2 separate regions of the Homo sapiens genome follow, and region 1 is linked to region 2. A link is an interaction called in ENCODE POLR2A ChIA-PET data of the cell type or tissue named here. Cell type or tissue: OCI-LY7. All regions are shown on one strand. Region 1 overlaps ABCG1 (ATP binding cassette subfamily G member 1). Region 2 overlaps PDE9A (phosphodiesterase 9A).

Region 1 (4,000 bases), 410 kb after region 2:
AATACAGGTCCTCCCTTTCCTGCCCAAACCTAAAGCAAACCTCCTTCCTCCAAGCACTTGTTCAATTTGCAGACTCATCATTTTACCATCAGGAGAGTCAAAACAGTAGGGCCTGGAGGCAAACTAGTCAGGTCTGAATCCCACTTCCCTCCTGGGTAGGTCACCGACCGACCGTGGGCCTCTGTATTCCAGAGGAGATAGTGACAGCCCTAGCTCCTCACAGGGTATGGTCAGGCAAGTTCATGTCTGCTGGGCGCTGAGCTGTCCCTGTGTTCGTTTCTGTTGTTGCCTTTGTGTTGTGATCCCTGCCGTTCCTGCCAGCAATACCACTTAGTGCTGCTGTTGCTTCCCTTCATGTGTCTGGTGGGTCTCTCCCAAGCCGATCCCTGCGGGGTCTGGGGGCCACCTTCCTATACCCCGCACACACCCCTTGTTGGGCTCCTGACCCTGCCTCCATGCCAGCAGCACAGCATGCCAGGGAGGAAAGGGGTAAGTGCAAGAGAGACAAAGCACGTTTGTGTTATGTTCCCATCAGTGAAAATGAGACTCAGGAATGGCCCACATGGAGGGTACCGCGGGAGAGACCCTGACCTCACACAGGCAAGTTCTGTCCACTGGCGCTCACTGTGTGTGTGACCCAAAGAACTAAAATCTCAATGACCATGAGCGGCCACCAGAGGAGGCCTGCAGGGAGGCTCATGGGTGGCCCCTGACTCATTCCCTGGGAGGTCCCAGCCCTGTTTTCAGGGCTCTCTTCCAACAGGCTAGCTGGACTGTGCTCCTCCACGTTTGGGCACCACTGCATGCGGCTGCCTATCTCTGGGAGCCTGGAGTCCCCCTCCATGCAGGATGCCCAGAGCACCCACGGGAAACCAAAGACCACTGAGGCATGGGGCAGGGAATGGGAAGTGAACTGGGTTTGGATCTGGCTTCCACCCCCTCTATAATGCCTTCAAAATAAGACTGGAAGCACCAAAGTCCCCAAAGAGCTGGGTCCACTCTGCTTGTCCCCTGGGAACATGGCTTCAATGGGATGTGCCACCCCAGGAGAAGGTCAACACGCGCAGCTAGAAACCCTCAGTTCCTCCTCCAGTCTTCATCTCTCCTCCTGTCCCCAAGAGTCCTCAGTGGTTTAGACTTAGAATCCTTTAAACGCCCCCTCCCCCTGCACCCCCATATGTGTTCACACGTGACCCAAGACACACAACACACGGGCACCTTCCTCACCCAGTGAGGACTCTTCATCCCCCTCTCACTTTTTTTTTTTTTTTGAGATGGAATCTCACTCTGTCACCCAGGCTGGAGTGCAGTGGCGCCATCTCGGCTGACTGCAACCTCCGCCTCCCAGGTTCAAGTGATTCTCCTGCCTCAGCCTCCCAAGTAGCTGGGACTACAGGCGTGCACCACCATGCCTGGCTAATTTTTGTATTTTTAGTAGAGATGGGATTTCATCATGCTGGCCAGGCTGGTCTCAAACTCCTGACCCTGGTGATCTGCCTGCCTCAGCCTCCCAAAGTGCCGGGATTACAGGTGTGAGCCACTGCGCCTGGCCCTCCCTCTCACTTCTTTACAGCTCCATACCGTCTTTTTACTTTTTTGATTTCAAACTGCCTTACATTTACAAAATGATGATGCTGATGATGGCAATAGCTGATGCTTATATAGATCTACTATGCCGCAGGGCACGATTCTAAGCTTTCGCATACATTAACTCACTTAATTCTCAACACAGAACTCATTTAATTCTCACCAGAACCCTGCAAGGTCCATATTTCAATACACCCAGATGAGAAAACTGAGGCACCAGAGACCTAAAATAACCTTCCCCAAGAACCATAGCTAGTAAGCAGAAGTGAAACCGACCAGAAACAGAACTTAAACTGAGTGGTCTGGCTCCGGAGTCCACACACAATATGACACTTACTTTCTGTGCAGATCACTTGCTTGTGAGATGTGAGGAAGAAAAATAAATGAATAAATCAATGAAAAATAAATGTGCCCACGAGCCAGCCAGGCGGTAATCTCAGCAACACACCCCAGGCCCGGCGCCCCTCCCTCATCCCAGTCCCCTGCCTTCACCAGATGTCCCCACTCTCTTGAATGGTATTACATCCTTGTTTTTCTCTATCTTGCACCACGTTCGTATTTATCCTTTAACAATTTTGGTGACTTTTGAATGTTTTGAAGTTTTTAGAAAAGGCATCACATTGCATGTGTTCCAGGAATTGCTTTTTCTCCCTCTCCATTATCTTGTCCATGAGATCTGTTCTTGTTGATGCCTGTAACTGTGCTTCATTTCTTTTCTGGGCTGTATAATATTCCACTGTGGACCCATCACAGTTTGTTTATTCGCTCTTTTTTTTTTTTTTTTTTGAGAGAGGTCTTGCTCTGTCACTCAGGCCAGAGTGCAGTGGCACAATCATGGCTCACCGCAACCTCAATCTCCCTGGCTCAAAAAGTCCTCCCTCAGCCCCCCAAGTAACTGGGACTACAGGTGTGCACCACCATGCCCAGGTGTTTTTTTTTTTAATTTTTTAAATTTTTTTATTTTGCAGAGGCAGGGTTTCGCCATGTTGCCCAGGCTGCTCTCGAACTCCTGGGCTCAAACAATTCACCCGCCTCGGCCTCCTAAAGTTCTGAGATTACAGGCGTGAGCCACCGCACCTGCCTGGTTTATTCACTCTTCTTTCAATGAGCATTTGGGTCATATCCAGTCTTGTTGTTGTTATGAACAGTGCTGCTGAGAGCGCTGTATTCAGGTCGAAGTGAAAATGCTGGGCCACAGAGGGTGCGTATCTTCAACTCAGCTTCATGAAGCCAAACAACGTCTGTGGCAGCTGCCCTGCACCCCCCACGGGTGGTGCCTCACAGTCTTCCTTGCTCCAGGGTTCTCTAGTTTAGACAGAACTGCACTTCACTTCGCTTCCCTCCACCACTGCTGTCTGGACAGGTCCCAGGAGTCCTGCAACAGACACATCTCCACTCTCACACCAATCCTCTAATGAGGCCCCTCAGCAACTACTATCTTTCCAGATTTTACAGAGAAACTGGCTGGGGGATAAATCAGATGACGACGGAGATCATGACAATCTTACTGCAGCTTGAACAGGTTTAACAAATAAGCAGAAAGAAACCTAATCTTCTTTATCCTCCTCTCTATGCTTCCTACCACTTTTCTTTTTCAAAACGTTGCTCTCTCATGACCATCTTTGCTTCCTTTTCTTTTGTATAATATTAGTGACCTCAGGCTGCCCCAAGAAAATGCCACAAAATGTGCCGTCTCACCGTTCTGAGGGCAGAAGTTCAAAATCGAGATGTCCGCGATGCCACACTCCCTCCGGAGGCTCCAGGGGAGGGTCCTTCCTTGCGTCTCCAGGCTCTTGCTGGCCCCAGGCGTCTGTGGGCTGTGGCTGTGTTACTCCAACGGCTGCCTCCATCTTCATGGGGCTGTCTCCTCCACATGTCTCTGTCTCTTCTCCCCTGCATCTCTGTGACTTTTTCTTCTCTTCTTCTCTTGTAAGATCATGTCCTTGGATTTTGAATCCATCCTAATCCGGGGTGGCCCCATCTGGACATCCTTAACTTAATCACATCTGTCTGCAAATTGACCTTTTTCTGAATAAGGTCACATTTACAGGTTCTGAGAGTTGGGACATGTATGTACCATTTTGGAGGGTCACCATCAACCCACTACACCATAGTCACCAGTCTAGTCCAAGATCTCCACCCAAATGCTTCCCAGAAAGTCCATTTCCAAGACTGCCCATCACCATACTCTCCCGTTACCTAAATTCTAAACACCACACCTGCTCAGTTCTCCACCGGGTGCCCCCGGGTTCTGCCCCTCTTTGTGGCCTTTTCCAAAGGCTGTGATTTCTCCAGAGATTCTCATCCTCCTCCAATTCCTATAACCCTTCTCTGGGCATTATTCACTGTCTTAGATAACCCCTGCCTGATAGTGAGAGCTCCTTGTGTCCCTATCAATTATAAACTCATTGAG
Region 2 (4,000 bases):
TACCGCTCGGCCTTAAAAAGGCAGGAAATTCGGACACGTGCTACAACATGGATGCACCTGAGGGCATGATCCGAGTGAAGGAGGCCAGGCACAGCAGGGCGATCCTGTGTGATTCCACTTCTGTGAGGTCCCCGCACTCAGCAGTTTCATGGAGATAGAAAGCGGAATGTACAGTGGGGGTCAGGGGCTGGGGGAGGGGGATGGGGAGGGAGGGTTTATTGTTCATATATTTTACCACAATTTAAAATTAAAAAAAAAAAAAAGGCTGGGCGTGGTGGCTCACGCCTATAATCCCAGCACTTTGGGAGGCTGAGGCGGGCGGATCACATGGTCAGGAGTTCGAGACCAGCCTGGTCAAGGTGCTGAAACCCCGTCTCTACTAAAAATAAAAAATTAGCCGGGCCTGGTGGCAGGCGCCTGTAGTCCCAGCTACTCCGGAGGCTGAGGCAGGAGAATTCCTTGAACCTGGGAGGCGGAGGTTGCAGTGAGCCGAGATCACGCCACTGCACTCTAGCCTGGGCGACAGAGCGAGACTCCATCTCAAAAAAAAAAAAAAATTGGCAGAGAATCTAAAGCAAACGGAATAAAATGCTGTGGTTCTTCTTTTAGTTGTTTCTAGACCGAGTTTTCAGGGGTACTGCGGGTTTCTGTTCAGGGCCAATGCTCCCGTTGCGTGACCAGCTTCGGGATTTGGGGAGATGTGGTCAGGGTGAGGGGGGAGACAGGCAGTCAGGGATGGGTTCAAGACAAATAAGTTGCACCCTCAAGTGAAAATATTTCTTTTTGAGCTTGAAAATGTTGGGAGCCACCCCTGGGTGGCTGAGTGCACTGGGCGTCCCTGGTGCCCATGGCATGACTGTGCCCGCAGTGCCAGGAATACAGGCATGCGCTCCTCCAACTCCTGCAGATGGACCCTTGCTTGTGCACTTTCTATTTTTAACCATTTTAATCTTTTTTTTTTTTTTTAATTCCAATAGTGTTTGGGGAAGGGGTGGTGTTTGGTTACATGGGTAAGTTCTTTAGTGGTGATTTCTGAGATTCTGGTGCACTGTCACCCGAGCGGTGTACACGGTACCCAGAGCGTGGTCTTTCATCCACCACCCTGTGCACTTTCTTAGAACATTTTCTTCTCAAAAATATTTGGACCCCTGGAAATGCAAGCACCCAACTGGCCTTGGTCTCAACCTCCACAAGCCAGGCACTGACTCGCAAACTGCCTTCTCTGCGAGCCGTCCCTGCAGGCCCCGCACCTGCTCCTGGAAGCTGGAGGGATCCTGAGCTCAGGGTGGGTTTGTCTGGGGAGAAAGCCAAGGAGTGCAGACACGCTTTGTCTGGGGCAGGCCCAGCTATCGGGCTGTGCCGTCTGGTCTCTGGGGGCTCTCTGGGCCCTTCTTGCCCAAAACCTTCTGAAATTTCCCAGGAGTGCGGCTTGCTGGGTCACCTGCACCCAGGGGAGCAGGTGATTGGGTGAGAGAGGGTTCAGGGTTGCCCACCACCCCCTGGGAAGCAAGCCCAGGACTGGGCTACCGGGCCCAGCCTCTCAGGAAGTCTTGGCCCCCTGGGGCCCAGTTCCTGCCGCCTCCCTGCCCGGCTTATGCCCCGAGGTGTCCCAGTTGCTGCACTGAGATCAGCTGCCCGGCTCGTCCCCGTTTCATCTCTCATTTGCATGTCAGTTCATCTGAGGCGTCTGACGGGGACAGTGTGCCCTTCCTCTGCGCTAGATTTACCTCGCTGACAACGAGAGCTGTCTTTTGCCCATTTCTGAGGCCAGACAGCCCCTCCACCCACACTGAGCTCCGGAGAGGCTGGCTGGAAGACGAAGGTGCGGGCTGTGGGACCTGGGCTCATGGGGCCTGTGGTTCTGGCTCCTTCTTCATGGGAGCCTGTGGTTCTAGCTCACAGTGGACTCGGGGAGTGACAAGACAAGTGACAGGAAGGTGCTGCCACTGCTGCTTCCAGAGTCTTCCGGGCTGATGGGTCCAGGATGAGAGAAGCGTCATGGGGGCTATGCTGTGCCCAGGCCTGAGGGCAAGGGTGGCATTCCTGAGCCTCCCCACATGCCCTGCCCTGCTCTGGAAACTTCACCCCATTGCTCCGCGTGGACTGCACAGTGAGCCTCCACTTCCCTGGGGAGAAAGTGATTTTGCCCAGGCCTCCCGGCTGGCAAGTGGGAAAGGCGGATGAGGCGAGGCTGTCCGTCTCAGCACCATGTCCCCACCACTCTATGGGACCAGCCCTCCTGGATTCCCAGATTGGGCGGCATTGGTTTAGTCTGAGAGGTTTCCAGGTCATTCATGGAAATTCCTGATGGCGTCAGGTGGGCTTCTGGCTTCCAGCTGTCCCCTCCTGGGCCTCTGGACATTGGAAATGTCTGGCTAAAGGGGAATTCGGACCACACCAATGGGAAGGAGTGTGGAGGCCAGCAGCTCCCTGACTTTTCGGCACCCTTGGGCTAAAATTGGGAAGGGCCCAGTTTCCTGTGCCCTCTCCGAGACAGCACCTGCTGTAGCTCTCAAGTGGTCAGGCACTTCATGGCTGATTGCTGGTTGAAAAAGGAACCAAAAACCGAGGGTTCTTACTACTTTTCACAGCCCAGCTTCAATTCAGGTGGAGACAGGGGAGTCGTCCCCAGCCAGGGGTCAGGACAGCAATAAGGCTGGCAACTCTCATTGCTCCCTGTCCCTCCACCACCGCCACCCCCTCCATTCATACACTGGAAACCCCAAAAGGGTGTGACTGACCCCCTTCCTTCAGCAGATTTTCTTGGTTCAGTGAACTTACAGTACCATTTTTATACCAATTTAAAGGTCAAAAGTTACAAACATGTAACAGGCAGACAGATGATAGGCTGGAAGTGGAGAGGATGGCGAGGAGAGCCGCCGTCCACCTGGGAAGGAGGGCGCAGACAGTGGTGCTGGAGCCGAGAAACCTGGAGAGGAGTCAGTGTGGCCGGGGGACGCAGCCCTGCACAATTGAGCAGAGATGCCTGCAGCCACAGGAAAGGGCACTGCGCGTGTGGGCTGAGCAGCCCATGCCTTCTAAAATGAAAGGAGGTTTGCATTTGACCATGTCGTGGGCAGGAGAGGGGAAAGGCACGCAGGAGCCGGGTAGGGCTTAAGGCCCCACCATGCTAACCACACCAGACAAGGTTGGGGCAGTGCACTCCTCTCCCCTGAGGAGCTGGGGGAAACAGCAGCTCATGCTTGTGCCAAAGCAAGAAATGAAGGCAGAGGGGCCTGAACAGGACAGATCAGTAGAACCAGGCAGCAGGGAGCGACATTCCCTTGGGCCAGGACCACAGACCACCCCAGCAGGGTGCAGAGGCCTGGACTCCAAGCACTGCGGGGAGGACCTGAGCCAAAAAGGCACAGCTCTGGGGCCCGCAGAGGTTGGCCTTGGGTGCCAGGACCAGGCTGGGTGGAAGCATCACGAGAAGGCCTGGGCAGACCCCACCAGCTGCCCAGGGCACGGAGCCCTGGGCTCCCGCATGTGAAGGGGGCAGGCATAGGTCGGGTGGAGGCAAGCGTAGGTGTGGCGTAGCCACGGTGGGTGGCAAACTATTAAGAACTGGGAGCCGACTTCTGCGGACGCTTGAACACTTTCTAGCGCGGCTCCTCCCTTTGGGCTGTGCGCATTCACTGCTCTGGTTTACAGTAGAAACAGCCCCGCAAACTCAAGCGGCCACCGATGTGTTCAGACCTGGGTTCCAGCTGCAGAGCAAGGCCAAGACCAGAACACCACAGCCCAGAGGCGCCAGGGAGGCCGCGCACAGTGCGAGTGTCCCGAGGGGGCCGCCAGGTCAGGGCAGTGGCACCACAGAGGCCCCGGAGCATTCAGTCTTGCCCAGATGTGGCTCCTCACCACACCCGAGCCCACAGCCTGGCCCAGGGGTCCCAAAGGCCTCTCTCTTCCCCGATTCGGAAGATTGGCAAACCCAAGCCTGGATGTGCCACCAGGTGGGACCCCCTCCAGCTCCCCAGTGCTGAGTGCGTCGTCCCTG

What was found. ChIA-PET counts read pairs that join two places held together with the same protein. Peaks named below come from ENCODE experiments on the same cell type or tissue, not always from the same donor. Only the 100,000 strongest peaks of a DNase experiment are listed, where the experiment ranks them.
Region 1: POLR2A ChIA-PET joins it to region 2 with 7 read pairs; 1 of 35 experiments calls an interaction of 5 or more read pairs at or near these places.

Annotation. Positions count from the first base shown.
Region 1 is chr21:42,247,276-42,251,275 of GRCh38, reverse strand. The region is part of intron 2 of ABCG1 (ATP binding cassette subfamily G member 1); the gene reads right to left. Among named protein-coding and RNA genes, the nearest start is that of ABCG1, 30 kb to the right of the region's middle. In OCI-LY7, no CTCF peak of the experiment used is centred here; a DNase peak (open chromatin) is centred at 1,865; H3K4me3 peaks cover 932 bases; H3K27ac peaks cover 4,000 bases.
Region 2 is chr21:42,657,592-42,661,591 of GRCh38, reverse strand. The region is part of intron 1 of PDE9A (phosphodiesterase 9A); the gene reads right to left. Among named protein-coding and RNA genes, the nearest start is that of PDE9A, 6.0 kb to the right of the region's middle. RefSeq lists enhancers at 1-181, 1,571-1,740. In OCI-LY7, no CTCF peak of the experiment used is centred here; DNase peaks (open chromatin) are centred at 1,671, 2,541, 3,081 and 3,651; H3K4me3 peaks cover 4,000 bases; H3K27ac peaks cover 4,000 bases.